Regions from separate parts of the Mus musculus genome. Here region 2 is linked to region 1. Evidence: chromatin loops called from intact Hi-C (ENCODE). Cell type or tissue: left cerebral cortex. All regions are shown on one strand.

Evidence for each region. Hi-C counts contacts between places; a loop is a spot of excess contacts. Peaks named below come from ENCODE experiments on the same cell type or tissue, not always from the same donor. Only the 100,000 strongest peaks of a DNase experiment are listed, where the experiment ranks them.
Region 2: it touches region 1 in a loop (2.7-fold over the local background); 3 of 42 quality-filtered maps call a loop at or near these places.

Annotation. Positions count from the first base shown.
Region 1 is chr10:121,622,363-121,630,362 of GRCm38, reverse strand. It overlaps Xpot (exportin, tRNA (nuclear export receptor for tRNAs)), which reads left to right and starts at 4,031. Exons shown (of 25, transcript NM_001081056.2): 1 at 4,031-4,258; 2 at 7,372-7,505. The coding sequence starts at 7,446. In left cerebral cortex, a CTCF peak has its summit at 4,155; a DNase peak (open chromatin) is centred at 3,898; H3K4me3 peaks cover 2,085 bases; H3K27ac peaks cover 955 bases.
Region 2 is chr10:121,736,247-121,744,246 of GRCm38, reverse strand. It overlaps BC048403 (cDNA sequence BC048403), which reads right to left and starts at 4,317. Exons shown (of 3, transcript NM_173022.3): 1 at 4,037-4,317. The coding sequence starts at 4,271. In left cerebral cortex, CTCF peaks have their summits at 4,345 and 4,554 (motif pointing left); DNase peaks (open chromatin) are centred at 3,873, 4,365 and 4,551; H3K4me3 peaks cover 1,504 bases; H3K27ac peaks cover 1,094 bases.

The DNA.
Region 1 (8,000 bases):
GCCTCTTAAACCAGTCTCACAGCTGAAATGAAAATTCATGCAAAAACTCATTCGAACTGGAGAAAGGGGCCAGCCTGTGTTAGACTCATGTGTGTGCGTGCCTCTGTGTGTGTGTGTAAGCAGGAAAGTACAAGTGTGTGTCATGTGTGTGGATGCATTCAGAGGTTAGAGGTTTTCATCCTTTGGAGCTGAAGTCACAAGTGGTTGCAAGCCACCTAATATGGATGCTGGGAATTGGTGAGGTCTGGAAGTCACCACACAAACCACTGAGACACCCATCTCAGTCAAACTGAGCTGGTTTATTGAATACACACCCCAAAACTGATCAATCGGGGGTGCAATCTAGATCCAGAAGCTAAACTGTGACCTACAGAGCTTTGAAGCCTGAAATTCACAAATGTCTGTGCCCAGTTACTCCACCAATCAGGATTTAGGGACAGGAGATTTCCTTGAGAACACGTCTTTGTTGTACACTTATCCTGTCCTCATTGGTTGGGTCATTCGACAGTGGTGGGGTGCGACTTGACTTGCCTAGCATCATGTGCCAACTTGCCAATCAGGATTTCATGTTTCTTTCTGCCAAGTAGGATGTCAATTCCCAGGGAGGTGTTGGGTCCAGGCCTATTGTGGCTATCTATACAACGCCGTTCTAACTGTCCTCTATTGTGATTGCTTTCCAAGAATGCCAACGCATAGAACATAAGAGAATTTGGGTTAACAGCTAACTCAGGCACAAAGAAGTAACGGAGTAACAGCACATGAGAAAGTTTCCTTGTAACATTAGTAACAGCTTAAAATGATTGGCTATACAAGGCAACAGTTACCCAGGCCTTAACAGGAATCAGACTCAGGTCCTTTGGAAGAGTAACTCTCCAGTCTTGCAGCCTGACATTTCTAACAACTAAATGTGTTACACAAGGTTAAAGGCTATGCAGGAAATGCTTCATCTTTAACATGGTCAGATGTTGTACAGGACTGTCCTCTTGGGCAAATAACGGCCATCTTGGGGAGTTCAACTGTGCCCACTTGGCTTGCTAAGGATCACACAGGGTAAAGCCAGGAGATTCTCCTTGGAGTTTGCAGCCAACCCTTGCCACCTATTATACATACCTTGTCCAAGCTGGCCTAGGGGAGGGGCTAATGTATGTAGGTGGGGCAAGGCTGAGGAGCAAGGGGTGTTTCATCTATGTGGCTGAGAGAAGCCAGTTACAGGATATTTAATGACATTGTGAACCCCAAGATTGTGTTATTTACTGGAAACACATGTTTTAGTTGTGGTGTGGCCAGGCCTTAGCCCACACCTTTAACCCAGGAGCTTTCTTCTTGAATATCGTAAACAGGATTAAATAAAGTCAATCGTTGGTCAAGAAGCAGAGCAAGCAGCCAGTCAACAGGAAGTGAACATAGGATTATTCAGAAAAAAACCATAGAGAGTAAGAGGGAGTCAGGAGGATGGGTAGAGAGACACACAGGAAGTAGAAGGGAGGGGCATTCAGTTTGAAGGAGGTTTTTTTTTTTTTTTTTTTTTTTTGAGACAGCATGAGGGAGGGGATTCCTGGTGGGATATCAGCTGAGGAGGAGGGTTAGCTGGGTGCTTTCTCTGCCTCTCTGAGCTAGCAGGCTCCCGAGTCTTTGTTGGTAAAATCGATTTTGTTATAAAACAGCCATCATCCCTGATGAGTAAGGACTTTGCAGAGCAGCCTTTTTAAGGGAGAGGAGCGCCCACACTCAGTAAGTAACCCCTTACGCATGCTCAAGTAAGTCCAATAAACTCCTGGGGTCCCCACACTGAACTTTGAAGGAGTCTAGGTGAGCTTGTTCTTAGGACCTTGGGAAGAGGGGTAGACTTGAAGATTGCCCTGGGAAGGAGTTTTAGTAACATAAGTGAGTAAGGGTAGCTGCTAAGAGGTAACATCAGTTTTTATTCTACTTCCATTCCCTCCTCACTCTGTCCGATCTGCTGGCAAGTTTTGTTAGCTCTTTGTGGTCTGGGCATTGAAGCTAGGGTGGTGGGTGCGAGGTAAGCACACTATCACTGAGCTATATCCCTAGACCTCGTCATTCACTTTTAAAGAGAGGATATAGCTATTGTGCCCTGGCTGGCCTTGAAGTTGAGATCCTCCTGCCTCAGCTTCTGAAGCAGCTTGGATCACAGGCTTGTAGAACAGGTCTGGCTTATTCTTAGTGGGAGCTAGAGGCAAGGCTTTGACTACATTGAACATGTACACTGAGCATGTACTGAATAAGATATTAGGTGTATTGGCACACACCATTAGTCTCAGTACTTGTGAGGGAGACAGAGGTAGGGGGATCTTGGTAAGTTCAAGGCTAGCCTGGTCTATATAGTGAGTTCTGGAACAGCCAGAGTTTACTGTAGAATACTGTTTCTAAGAAACGAAAGGAAATCTACACGTTGGGTGCACTGCATTGTTTTCATGATAAACTCTTTAAACTCGGGAAGTAAACAATTCAAAGATCCCCCCCAAACTAACCAGATTAACAATACCATCCCCTCCCTCATGCTATACACTCTTGGACAAGCTGAATTGCTGGAACCTGTCCTACCTGCTGTCTTCGGGGAGGCTGCTGTCTTTATATCATTTCTGCTCCTGTAAGAAAGTCACCCCAGTAAAAGCCATTGGTTCACCAAGCTTGACTTTCGTGGTATCCTCACTTTAGTCTGTCATCAGTACCGAATCTGGGTATCTATCTGCAGTGAACAGATGTTTGTCCATGTATCCCCAGAGATAGTGTCACTTATGATAAGTCTAACACGTGTATCAAACTTAATTCATGAAATAGTCAGACCTGGTGACAACCTGGAACTCCAGCACTCTGGAATCTGAAGCAAGAGAACAGTGAAGGCCAGCAAGTTTCAGGCTAACCAGAGCTACATAGTGAGCCTCTCTCTGCCTCTAAATAAAATTAACCAAACCTTACCCTCTGAGGCTGGTACTGTCCCACTCTACATAAAATGAGTAAACTGAGATGGACTTTAACACTCATGATGCCAACAATAATGGAGGTGCAGCCTTAGGATTTAGGTAAGGTTGCTGGAGCTTATACTGCGCCCACACAGTAATAATAGCACGGGATCAAAGAAACAAAGCGAACGGAAGCACGGGACTTGTACGTATGTTTTCCCTCTCTCTTTTCTTTTTTTCTTTTTTTGAGACTGTGTTTCTCTCTGTAGTCCTGGCACTCGCTCTGTAGATGTGGCTACCTCTGCCTCCTCAGTGTTGGGATGAATGGTAATCGCCACCATCACCGGGGACTGCTTTCGGTTTTCTTTTTTTCTTTCTATCTTTTTTTGTAGGCAAATTTAGTAATATTTAAACTGGGCGTGGTGGTTCATGCCAGTAATTCCAGAATTTGTAAAGTTTAGGCCAGCTTGGGAAAAATGAGTGAAAACCAGCCTGGGTTATGGAGTGTGATCTTGCCTCAAAAGCAAAACAAGTAAATAAAAATACAGCGGATTTTTTTTTTTTTTAAAGAGTCCTTAAGCGTCTGGACTCTTGACACGTGGAACCGCTGGAAAGGAATTCAGCAACTGACTCAACACGTGGTTTCAACCACGTCCACTTTTCCGATCTCAGGATCTCCGCACTGCCACCTGACCAGACCCTTCTGGAGGGAGTGGAGAGTTACTAATTCACGCCGACGCTCAAAGCAGAGCGCAACGTGGCCGGTCTTCTAAAAGCTTAGAGGACCTCAGTAACCTGTAGCTAGGAGGGCGGTGTGCACTCTCCCAGCATGCACCACAGGCCCGCCGGCCACGCCCCCTGCGAGCTCCAGGGAGCACGTGCGCGGTCCTCCTCTCGGAAGCGTCCCATGCGCTTTGCACGCTGGGAGTTGTAGTCCCCCGGGCCCAGCCTGCTGGCGGCCGTCTGCACTCTACTTCCATGAGGCTGCTGCTAGCGCGGGTCCGCGCGGTACGACGCGGGGGGCGTGCCTCGCGCTGACTCAGCGGCGGCGTTAGCGGGACCCTGCGCAGTTTTCCTTCCAGGGCCGCCGACTCCGCCCGCCGGCTTGCCAACCTGCCCTCCCCGCTCCGCGCCACGCAAGAGAAGGCGCCCGGGGAACGCCGAGCGCCGAGAGGAGCGCGGCCCGGGCCGGCTCCGGCGCTAGCGCTGCGGCTGTATTGGAGGACTACAGCGACAAGGACGTGGGCCGCTCTCCGTGCTCCCTGCGTACGGCCCGCTCCTTGCGGCTGGCCGACCCTCGGGAGTGCAGGCGAGGAAGAGATATTGGAGTGATGGTGACTGGAGGCGTAGGGCGGCGGGCCGGGGACCCTACGTGGCCGGGCGAGCCGGACTTGGGGTTGGGGACGATCGGTGGCGGCCGCGTCCCTAGTGCGTGGCTGCCGGTTGCCGGGTGTTTCATCACCCGAGTGGCCACGAGGCTTCGCTCTGGGAGGGATCCGGGCGAAGGATAGGGGGCGAGGCCGGCCTAGGAGGCTGCCCCCCAACCCCATTTGTGATAGTTTTAGAGTGCGTCCCACCAGTTTGAGCTGTAGGGACCTCAAAGTTGATCCGCTTCCCACCCCGGGACAAATAGGAGAGAAAGTGTTATTTCTGCGTAGTAATTTGCCAGCAGGGACAGCCTTTTCCCCTTTTTGCTTCTTTACAGTCTTGCAGCCACGGAAAAGCTTGATGTTCCCTGTAACCTGAAAAACGAGTACTTTTTGGAAGCCTTAATTAGTTGTTACTGGGGGAAGTTACGTTGTATTAAAGCGACTTGTCAACTTGATGTTAAAAGGCTGGAAAGATTCAGTCGGTCTCAAACAGGCTTAAGTAGGTGTGGAGGAATTTTCCACATTGTTTGATTATTCTTGACTTAATGGCTGAGGGAAAAATTAAGGCTTCCAATTTTACATGTTTTTTTTTCGCTCCCCCCACCCCCACATCCACCTTTGCAGGTAGTATAAGATGTTTACCATATTGTAACAATGTTTAAGCCTGCAAGGCTCTGCATCGGTAGGTCAGAAAGCTAAGCTTCCTTTGCCGGTCTTTATTAGGCAATCGTTACCTTTTAACCCTGTGTTTTATTCACAGATAGGTGGTTTACCATCTCATTTTATTTTGGTTTGATGTTTTTTTCCGATTGTGTAGAGGGCGAAGGTTTGTGAGGGATTCCTCACTATGGAACAAGTTTGCTGAGGATTTTTTTTGTTGGTGTTGAGCATGTGCTCGGCTGGGCCTCTTATTTATCTTTTTTCCTCTTGTCAAGATTAGCGTGAAATGACAAAACGCTTAAGCAGTTTTTTTCCCAAAGCAATGGATAATTTAAAGGAACTCTAGTGGATTTCTCAATCAGGGGTTTACAGACAGTCTTACACCGACTTTTCTCTCTGAGCATTTTTAGCAGGAATACTACTTTACTTTAAGAATGTTTCAAGTTGTGCATCCTGCGTGCCTGTCTCTGACTTTGTACCCTATTGGAGGCATGCTTTGCACACATGCACACATTGTAGTCTTTAGGACTTTGCCCCTTTTCCTGCAGACAGAATGGAATGCATACTTTTGGGGTGTTTGTTTGTTTGTTTTGGTGTGCAGCTTCAATTTTTGTTTTGTTTTTGAGACAGAATCACTATAGCTCTGGCTAGCCAGAACATCCATATGTAGATAGACCAGGCTGGCTTTGAAGTCCCAGATCCCCCTGCCTCTACCTCCCAAACAGTGGGATTAAAAGGTGTGTGCTACTTTGAGTGACTGAATGGTTGTGTCACTTGGGGTGTGTGTGTGTGGGTCGGTGGGGTTGGTTGGTTGGTTGTTTTTTCAGACTGGGTTTCTCTGGGTAGCCCTGGCTGTTCTGGAACTCTGTTGACTAGGCTAGCCTGGAACTCAAGAGATCAGAGACCCTCCTGCTTCTGCCTTCCCAATGCTGGTATTAAAGATGTGTTTTTGTTTTGTGTTTTATCTGTTCTTACTGATAAGGATTGGAATATAAATCTAGAACTTAAAAAAACTACATATATTTATCTCATATATGTACAGATGTGTGCATGTGTGAATGTGCGCATGTGCAGTGTACATGCGCAGTTCTCTTCTTCCACCATATGGATCTAGGGTTTTCAGGGGTCTTTACCCGTGAATCATCTCACTAGTTCAAACCCAGAGCACTAAAAACCTAAAACCTGTGTTTTCACATTTTAAGAACATAGTAATGCATTCATATTTCACAATGGTTTGGGGTTTTTTGTTTTTGTTTTGTTTTGTTTTTTGTTTTTGAGAAATCAAACTGTCACATGGTAGGTCGTGGAAAGGATTATTTAATCCTGTTCTGTTAGGATCAAATAGTAGAGCGTCGAAGCTGTATTGCTGCACGAGGTGATCTGGAGGTGAAATATTGGAGGCCTTGCAGGGTTTAGCCTCGAAGCTGAGAAGAGCTGTGTGTGTGTGTGTGTGTGTGTGTGTGTGAAGTAGGGTGTGCTTGAGAGCTGCCGTGTGATGTGGCAAGCATTGCTGGCCTTGCTGAGGAGCACGAAGAGTGGTCAGGAATTGTTGAGAAATGTTGGCATCTCAATCCTGTAGGCAGTTGGAATTTAGATTGCCTGGCTGGGGTCTGCAAGGTTGCTATGAGTGATCAGAAGAGGGGGCTTAACTTGGATCCTGATTTTTTTTTTTCAATTCCAAAAAGATCAAGGAAAACAGAAGAGTATAGAGATCTATCTGCGGCCTGGCCCTGGCTTCACCACGCCTGAAAGGCTGCCCGTGACCTCCGTTCACCTCTTGGCCTCTTTAAGTTCTCTGTGGCTCTAATAATTTAAAAACAGATAAATAAAAAAGATGTGTAGCTTTATAATAGGAATATAAGGATATATCTGTATGTGCTTATATGTGTGCTTGTATATATATGTGCAGGTGGAAGGCAGGGAATCCATATTAGATGTCTTCATCTGTTGATTTTCACTATAACTTTTTTTTTTTTTTTACAATTTCATACATGTATATAATGCATGCTGCTTATTCTCCTACCTTGAATATTTGTCAGAACTCTCCGCCTCTCCTTACTTTTTGAGGCAGGGTCTTACTGAACCTGGGACTTAGCAGTTTGGCTGAGTAGCTGGCCAGAAAACTTTGGGGATCTGACTGTTGTTTCCACCTCCTTCCCCACCCCCAGCACTTCATGCTTGTTTCTAGAAGAATTACTTTCTGTATTTGGCCGGGGCACTTTGCGGGGCGATAGCACCTGAAAGCTTTAATGGCATACTTGTTTAGAGTCTGCACAATTATGCTGCTGTGGGCTCCATGGCCCACTTTTGTTCTTGTGAGGTCTAGACTCTTAAGGTGGGTTTTGACCCTTCAGGAGCTGTGTATTTTCAGCCACATCTGATATTCTAGGTGATCATCTTTTGTTTTCTGTGCACAGATGATTGTGGATTCTGCTGTGGGATTAGAAGCCACGTCTGTTGTGATCGGAAAACTCCAGGAATAGCGGCCGAGATGGATGAACAGGCTCTTTTAGGGTTAAATCCAAATGCCGATTCAGACTTTAGACAGAGGGTAAGTCAGTCAATGTAACTATTTTGAAAAGCATGCAACCATAAACACGTGTCAGAGGATTTAGACAGCAAACACATCTGATGATAGAGGTATAATTTGAGTAAACATTAATAAAACCAAACATATTTGAGGCATGTTCTGAATATTGAAACATCGAGTGTTCTGATTGATTTTTGTTAGATTGGCTGAGCCAGGATCCTGAAACCTGACCCGTTAAGGCAGGACTTTGTGCAACATGGGACGTTGCTAATTGTTGCAACGTTGTAACACAGTTACAGAGACAGAGAACTTTGTAGTAGGCAGTATATGTTTTACCCTGTGGTTGCTTACCTTGCACTGCAAGTTGCTTAAGTCTGAAGTTGGTGACAGTGAGCCTCCTTACTAGTCTCTGCAGACTGGAAATAAGCAGTTCCCGTATGCCACACCTTAAGTTATATAAAACAATTTTGTGATGAGAAATCCATTAGGAGATGCTGGTATATTTGGATAAATGTA
Region 2 (8,000 bases), 110 kb before region 1:
TCCGTTTTTTACAGATACATTTTTAAAACAAGAGACCCCCACGGATTATAAGACACTTCCTTTAGGACTGGTAGCCCAGGGCACTGTTTCTTCTTCAGAGACGCATCATCCTTGAATCTTATCTTTTAGGCCAAGCCAGCTAAAGAGAGTACACACTCACACATCCTTTTATGAAGCACACACTGGGGTCTTGGGGGAGGGGGTGTGCCGTGCTCTTGACAGGGCTGACGAGACAAGCACACCACACTGTGAATTACTAAGACCAAGAACTGATTATAAATATCTGTTGCTCCACCGCAAACAAACACACAAACAACAACAACAAAACCCTGCAAAAGAATCAGAGCAACCCCATCCTTGATGACAGTCGTGAGGACCAAACGGTAGGGGTATCATTTACTCTCAAAGCTGTGCAGGACTAACTATATCTCTAATCACAAAGCCAGCTTCATGGGTATTTTCTTAAGCTTGGATCCCCCATCAAAGAGCCAGATGCAAGACTTTAGCACAATGACAAGAAACAGGAGTGCTTACTACGGTGGTTTCTACAAGTGTACAAAAACCTCGGAGATCTTCTGTTAAGCTCTGAATGCTTCAGCGAAAGGATGGATGGGTGACCGCACTGTTTGACCGCCTCCACTGTCAGAAAGGGGTGCGGCCGGGGCAGAAACTTGAACACTGCGTTGGAGAAGTAATGCCTGCCCTCATCAGATCACAAGGGAGCAGAAACACAGCATAGAATCAAGTGATCCAGAGGTCCTGAGTTCAATTCCCAGCAACCACATGGTGGTTTACAGATCTGATGCCCTCTTCTAGTGTGTCTGAAGACACCTGCAGTGTACTCATATAAATAAAAAATAAATAAATTCAAATGGTACCTTTAAAAGCTTATCGATCGATACCAATCACCAGTAGGTAAAACTCATACGTGGAAGAGAGACCACCAACATGCCTTACTTTTAGTTCTTTCTCAGAGCTTTCAGCAAAACAACCCTATCTCTACTACCCTGCCTTCTAGTGCCCAACGAGGACAGCACCCTGCCTTCTAGTGCCCAACGAGGACAATGCCCTGCCTTCTAGTACCCAATGAGGGTCCCTCTTCCTTTAGGTCTTCCTTCATGCTGGGAAGCAATCAGAAACACCCAACTAATTTTCTTTTCCAGTATTTTCAAGTTACAAATTCTGATGTGTTTTGAATTTTTTTCCCAGAATGTTCTAGTTATCAGTGACTGTTATTTCTCCAAGGTTTCCACCTTTACCTCATAAAATTTCAAGCATAAAAAGTGCGTTAGCATCATAAGCATTTTACTCTACAACTTCTTTGTAGTGACTTTTAAACATCCATCCTTAAGTCACCTCCGAGCGTGCCAAGGTTTATCAATCAGGGTGTGAAGAAGTGCTCCTGTAATGAATGAAGGGTGGGCACTTATGACAGTCTCAGATGTCCCTGCTACCCACTCAGCACATTGGAACCACTGTCTTTTCCCAAACTAGTGTTTGCCCTCAAAGCACGGAGAAGGTGCCAAGATAAAAGTCACACCCAGTTTTTCAGGAAAAAAGCCAGGACATTGATAGAGGGTTCTTGTCAGGTCTGTCCTTGGTTTAAAAGCCCATGCTTGCATATTTAATCAGGACCAGCTGCTAGAGCTTCAGACAGAGGTCAAAGACTTTTGTTTTTCTTTTGAGACAAGGTCTCACTTTGTAACCCAGGCTGACCTTTAACCCCCATCCACCTGCTCCTGTGCGCAGCACCACTACAACAGTGCAGACTCACTTGACATGTGCTGAGCCGGTAGATGTTAATTAAGTGTTCTGACCACAGAGAGTGAGGGGGTGGAGGCCATGGACTCCCTTGCTCATGGTGTTCTTTTCATAACGCACAGTAAAACATCAACTTGGATATGCCAAGTACATACAATTTTTATTTGTCCATTATACTTTCAAAAAATTGTAAAGACTTCTCAGACCACGTTCCCTTTTGTTTTGTCTTTTGAGACAGGGTCTCACCATGCAACCCCAGCTGGCTTGGAACTTGCTCTATGGCCTCAAACTCACACCTGCCTCTAGCTCCTGAGTGGGCAGACTGAGGACAAGGACCACCATGCCCAAGCAAGGCTTCAAAAGATGTTAAAAATATGTATAATTGTTTCATTTTTGCTTCACAAAGAAACTTGTATGGATTCCAAAATACATGGTTACTGCTTTAAATCATAATTTTTCCCATTCTCTGATAATCATAATATCATGCATGCACCACTATTCAAAGACAAAACTTATACTGACTATTTACCTGAGCATTTAAGTTACAAAGGACTTAAGCATGTCATTTTTAGAACACTTACTCAGAAGGGAGGTCAGCCCTGGAGCCCCCAGTCATGTTTCACGGTATGACCTGAGAGATAGGCTCCCCTACAAGACAGCTGAGGTTCAAGCAGAACTCAGCACTTTATACAATAAGGACCACTTCACAGAAGCCAAGCCAGAGACAGGAAAGGACGTGTACAGGTTCGTAGACGTGGTGGCCAGTTCTTTTTACACAAAATCCTGGTGCATACAATTCAAACTTAGTGCAGACTTAGTTAGTTAGTTAGTTACTGGGATCCACATATGGACTTTAGGAAACCCAGTTGCTCTTTCTCATTCTATATATCTGGTACATACATACATACATACATATGGGGAGGATAATCCTATGGATGGGCTCAAACAACAATAAAGTTAAGAATCATGGTACCTGGGTCAATCATTGTTTTTATAGGGAGGAAGCCTAAAACATCTCAAACTGCCAGAATATTATCCACCTTCGATATTACTGCTAGAATGTATCATATATATGATATATATCAAATGCATACATGAATAGTCATCATATAAATAATATTTGTACATGCTTTGAATAAAGGATATATATACATATATATGTATATATATATATATACACACACACACACACACACACACACACACTCAATCTGGTTATTCAAGGCAGGTGTGTTCAGGTTTGAGACCCACCACCTCCCATAAAATGCATACCCAACTCACTACACTGTAGAAAACAGGACAGTAACCCTGTAATAGCAATTGCACCTTTGGGCCCATTAGAGAAAAACAGAGTAAAATCTCTGGCCACTTTTTACCAATAACTAAGTAACAATCATTTGAAAAGCTACAGGCCTTATCATCTCAGAAAGTCCTTTGCCCAGAGTGTTTACCAAACGTTCAGTATTCAGCGAGCTACCTGGCAATAGAAGGGGATCAACTCTATATGTAACGTACACTCTCACTCTCTTTGATGCCAGAGATGTGTATCCTTCACTCACGAAAGGCCCTCCAACTTGTAATAACTAAAGGGTCAAGAAGAAACCTAAGTATTACAACTGCCTATTCCAATTTTTTGGTAGTCAGCTATCATTTGTCATTATTATTAAAGGTAATACTTTGAATGCACAGCCCTTGGCTTTTATGAAGCCGACTGTTTCTTGTAGTGGTAGTCCTGCATCTTATTTTGAGGGTTAAAATTTACATGAGGACTAGCAGTGTTCACTATCCTGTCCCTTAACGCTTCTCCAGTTAAGGTTTTGCATAATTCCTGCCCTTCCTGGCCAGGATCTGAAGAGGGGACAGGACGCCCCTCTGTATAAGAGGCCAGACAAAATAGCATTTATTAACACACCTAGCTTCCATCGCCTGCTTTTGCTCCTCAGACCGCAGTGAGGTCTAACTAGTGAGTTAGAACGGGGACACAGAACTTGGTTAACTTGTCATTTATGAAACCAGTCCATGCACGGTGCAAAACCGTAAACCCACGGGGTTTGGAGCATGCCCAGGGAAGAGCATCCTCCCAGTCCACCTAGGCAGCGATGGCACAGGCCGGTGGGCGGAGCTTGCGGCACACTAGGGAAGAAGGGGCACCGGTGGGAGGAGACCTGGGCAGAGTGGAGCCTGCCGCTGGGAGTGACGAGGCACCCAAGCCAAGCAGACCAGGCAGCGCACCCCCTTTCCTTCCTCCTCAGGGGCAGGGGCGGGGCGGAGGTACCTAGTTTCTGCCCCAGGTAGGTGAGGCTGTGATAGACCTTCTCAGCCGCGGCCAGGTGCGCCAAGGCCGCCAGCAGCGACAGCCAGCTGCCCCCCGCGCTCTTGTTGGCCTCTCGTTCCTTCTCCACATTGTCCTTGGCCTTGTCGTAAGAGAAGATACCCAGGTGAGAGAAGAACGTCTCCAGCACCGCCTGTTCCACCGGCACCGGGGCGGCTAGCGGGATAGACTCCCCCATGCGACCTGCGCGCCAGCTCCACCCACGTGGCTCCGCTCGCACTTCCGGGTTCTGAGGGGGACGCGCGTGCGCAGCTGCGTGCGTGCGCGTGCCCGCGGCGGGGCGGGCGAGCCGGCTGGCGGCGGGATGCTCCCGGGGCTCGCAGAGGGCGTGGCGGAGGTGAAAGGTGGAGGTGGCTACCAAGCCTAGGAACCTGAGCTTCCAGAGCCAGAGACCTGCAGCGGAGCCACCTCCAGCCCCGGGACGTCTCCTGCCCTCCGGAGGCCCCTGGAGGCCAGCGCCTTAGCGCGGATGACGTCACACGGGCTTGACGTCAGCTCTTGCGTGTCCATCAGAGCCAGAAGCCTTATCAGCCCTTACACCACCAAGGTTGTCAGATGGAAGCCAGACAGGAGTTCATAGCTAGTCGCCTAGTTTTCAAACCGACACACGCCATCAGTTAACATACCTGGCTAAGTCAGATCTGCATGAGTCGGTCAGCTTCCAGAGCTACAACTCTCTTCAGAGTTGCCCATCCATCTCCAACTCCATGAAGCTTCCTTGCGGGGGTTCTCAGAGTCAGGAATGACTTCCCATGAAATCGGTGCATTTTGTCATGCAGTTTCTTCACACGTTCATACGACATTTAAGAACACTAAACCATCTCAGCTCACAAGTGTGCTTTGAAATATTTCACGTATAAATTGTACGAATTAGAGAGTTTCACTGGGACATTTCCACGCATGAATATATCATGCTTTGACCATGTCCATCTCTCCTTCTCTCTCTTACACTCCTCTCTTCATCTTCCTTTGGCTTTCTTCCCAGTCCCTAAAAGTCCTTCTTCTCACATAATGCAAACCTAGGAAAAATAGTCACAGGGTATGCCAGACAAAGGGCTAATGTTTTAAGTTTTAATGGGCCAAGATCTCTTTCTAACCAGTAAAAACGAGAGGTTATGGACCTGTTGAGATGACTGTGTAGGGGCACTCGCTGCCCTGCCTGAGGCTCTGAGTCAGATGCTAGAAACCTACATGAGGAGTGCTGAGTCCTGCACGTTATCCCCTGACTTCCACATGAGCACGCAGGTATACTCACACAAAAACACGTGTTTGAAAGGCTATGTACATACTAGTCTCAAGAGAAATATGAAATGCAATTTTTATACCCAATTGAACCATTCAAAAGAATGCAGGCTAACTACTATACTCCTTATGAAGTGAAACTTCTTTCTGCTGAAGGGTCTGTGTAGAGAGAGTTGGTCTTGAATAGTCCGAGGCCTCTGCCTACTGTGTGTCAATGATACCCAGACCCAAAATAAGTTTCAAATATTGTTATGTGGGCTGGAGAGATGGCTCAGCAGTTAAGAGCACTGACTGTTCTTCTGGAGGTCCTGAGTTCAAATCCCGGCAACCACATGGTGGCTCACAACCATCTGTAATGAGATCAGACGCCCTCTTCTGGTGTGTGTGAAGACAGCTACAGTGTACTTACATATAATAAATAAATAAATCTTTGGGCCAGAGTGAGTGGGGCTGGAACAAGCAGGAATGTGTGTGTGTGTGTGTGTGTGTGTGTGTGTGTGTGTGTGTGTGTGTTGTAGGGGCATGTGTTCACATGAGTGTGTGCCTGTGTGTTTGAGTGCACATACTCAGTATGTGCTTTCATGTAGAGACCGGATATTATTGTTTCAGGTGTCTTTCTTAATTTTCCCCTCCCTTTTTCTTTAACACGGGTCACTCGTTGAGCCTAGAGCCCACAGATTGTTTAGGTTAGCTAGCCTATGAGCTCGAGGGATCCAACAGTCTTGACCCACCCACAGCCCAGGTTACAAACATTTGTCTCAAGCCCAGCTTTTATGGAGGATCTGATTTTAGGTCCTTGCACAGCAGTCACTTATGGACCGACCCACCTCCCAACCCTGCCCCCACAGCCCCCAAACAAAATTTCAAGGGCTGCTATATATAGTGTGAAGGTACTCTTATTATGCACTGCAGTCATGACTATAACTTGGCTTGACATGTCTAGATTACAGATAGCAGGGCCTGTTAGTATTGCAGGTGTACACTGACTACAGTATTGACTGTAGACACCACCGAGTCCATTAGATCAGAGGAGCAGAGCATCACTCGTCTATTGAGTGAAAGTTTCTACCCTTTATCCACATGACCATTTCTCCCAACCTCCGACCACTTGCAAGTCCCATTCTACTGTTTCTTAAAGTCCATCTGTTTTAGATTCTACATGTAACCAAGACGATGCAGTACTTATCTTCCTATTTCTGGCTTATTTTACACAGCGTGTCCTCTTCAGGTTCATCAATGGGACCACACAAATGGCCAGGTTTCCTTTTAATGACTAATATCCCATTGTGTGGCTACACCACATTTTCTTTCTCTGTTCATCTGTGACTGCGCATTTACATTGTTTCTTCATCTTGGCTATGGGGAATAAAGCTACAGAGAGCAGCATTGTTTCTTCATCTTGGCTATGGGGAATAAAGCTACAGTGAGCAGCATTTACATTGTTTCTTCATCTTGGTGAATATTGCTACAGTGAGCCCAGGGCAGTGGGTATCAGACAGAGTTGCCGATTTCCCTTGGATGTGTGCCCACAAGTGGGATGGCTGGATTGTATGGAAGTTCAATCGCTAATGTTTTAGGAAACTCCATACAATTTTCTATCATGGCTATAGCAGTGTATATTTCCTCCAGTGGGACTGGGCTTCCCTTCTCTCAATACTCATTATTTTTTATAATAACCATTCTGACACATGAAATAATATTTCATATTTTTATCTTGTATATATAAGTGTTTTTATATATAACTTATTTTTATGACTGTTTGCTTATATGTATGCCTGAGTACCATGTCCATGCCTCATATCCAAAACCTGAAAGGGACATTTGATTCTCCAGAACTGGGCTTACAGATTGCCTTAGTTAGGGTTTTACTACTGTGAAGAGGCACCATGACCAAGTCTACAACCATAGTGACATACCTACTCCATCAGGGCCACAACAGTGACACTCCCTGGGACAAGCATATACAAACTAACAGAGATGGTTGTGAGACAAACAAGCCTGGGACCTCTGTAAGAGAAGCAAGTGCCCCTAGCCACTGAGCCACCTCTCCAGCCCACCTTTCGTGGCTGTGATTTGCCTTTGCCCAGTCAATGTTAAGTACATTAAATGTGCTTGTCTGTCTGTCTCCTTTGGAAGAGTGTCTAGTGAGTTCTCTCCCTGACCCTCAACCTCTCTCTCTCTCTCTCTCTCTCTCTCTCTCTCTCTGACACAGACTCTTTCTTTGTAACTCAGGCTACAGTTTCAGGGGTGGCTCCCTGAAATTCTCCCGTTTGTTCAGACATCTAGGTCATCACACTCAGATCCTCTGCCCATTTTTACATCAGATTGCTCTTTGGTGTTCATTGCACGACTGTTTATATAGTTCGGCTATTAAGTTCTTGTCAGATCAGATGCAGGGCTTGCACATATTTTCCCAGGGTGACTTTTTTGTTTTGCTGATCATTTCCTTGGCTGTGCAGAAGCTTTTGGATTCTCCAAAACCCGTTTCCTTATTCTGCCATTGTAGCCCATGTTTTTGATGTCTTCACTGAAACAAAGTCATTGGTTTTGTCAGTGACTGACTGTCATTGAGTCATGCCAAAGCCCTATGTCAGGGACCTTCTCCTCTGTTTTCTGCAGGGAGTTTCACAACTTTCAGTTTCACAAGTATGTCTTTAATACATTT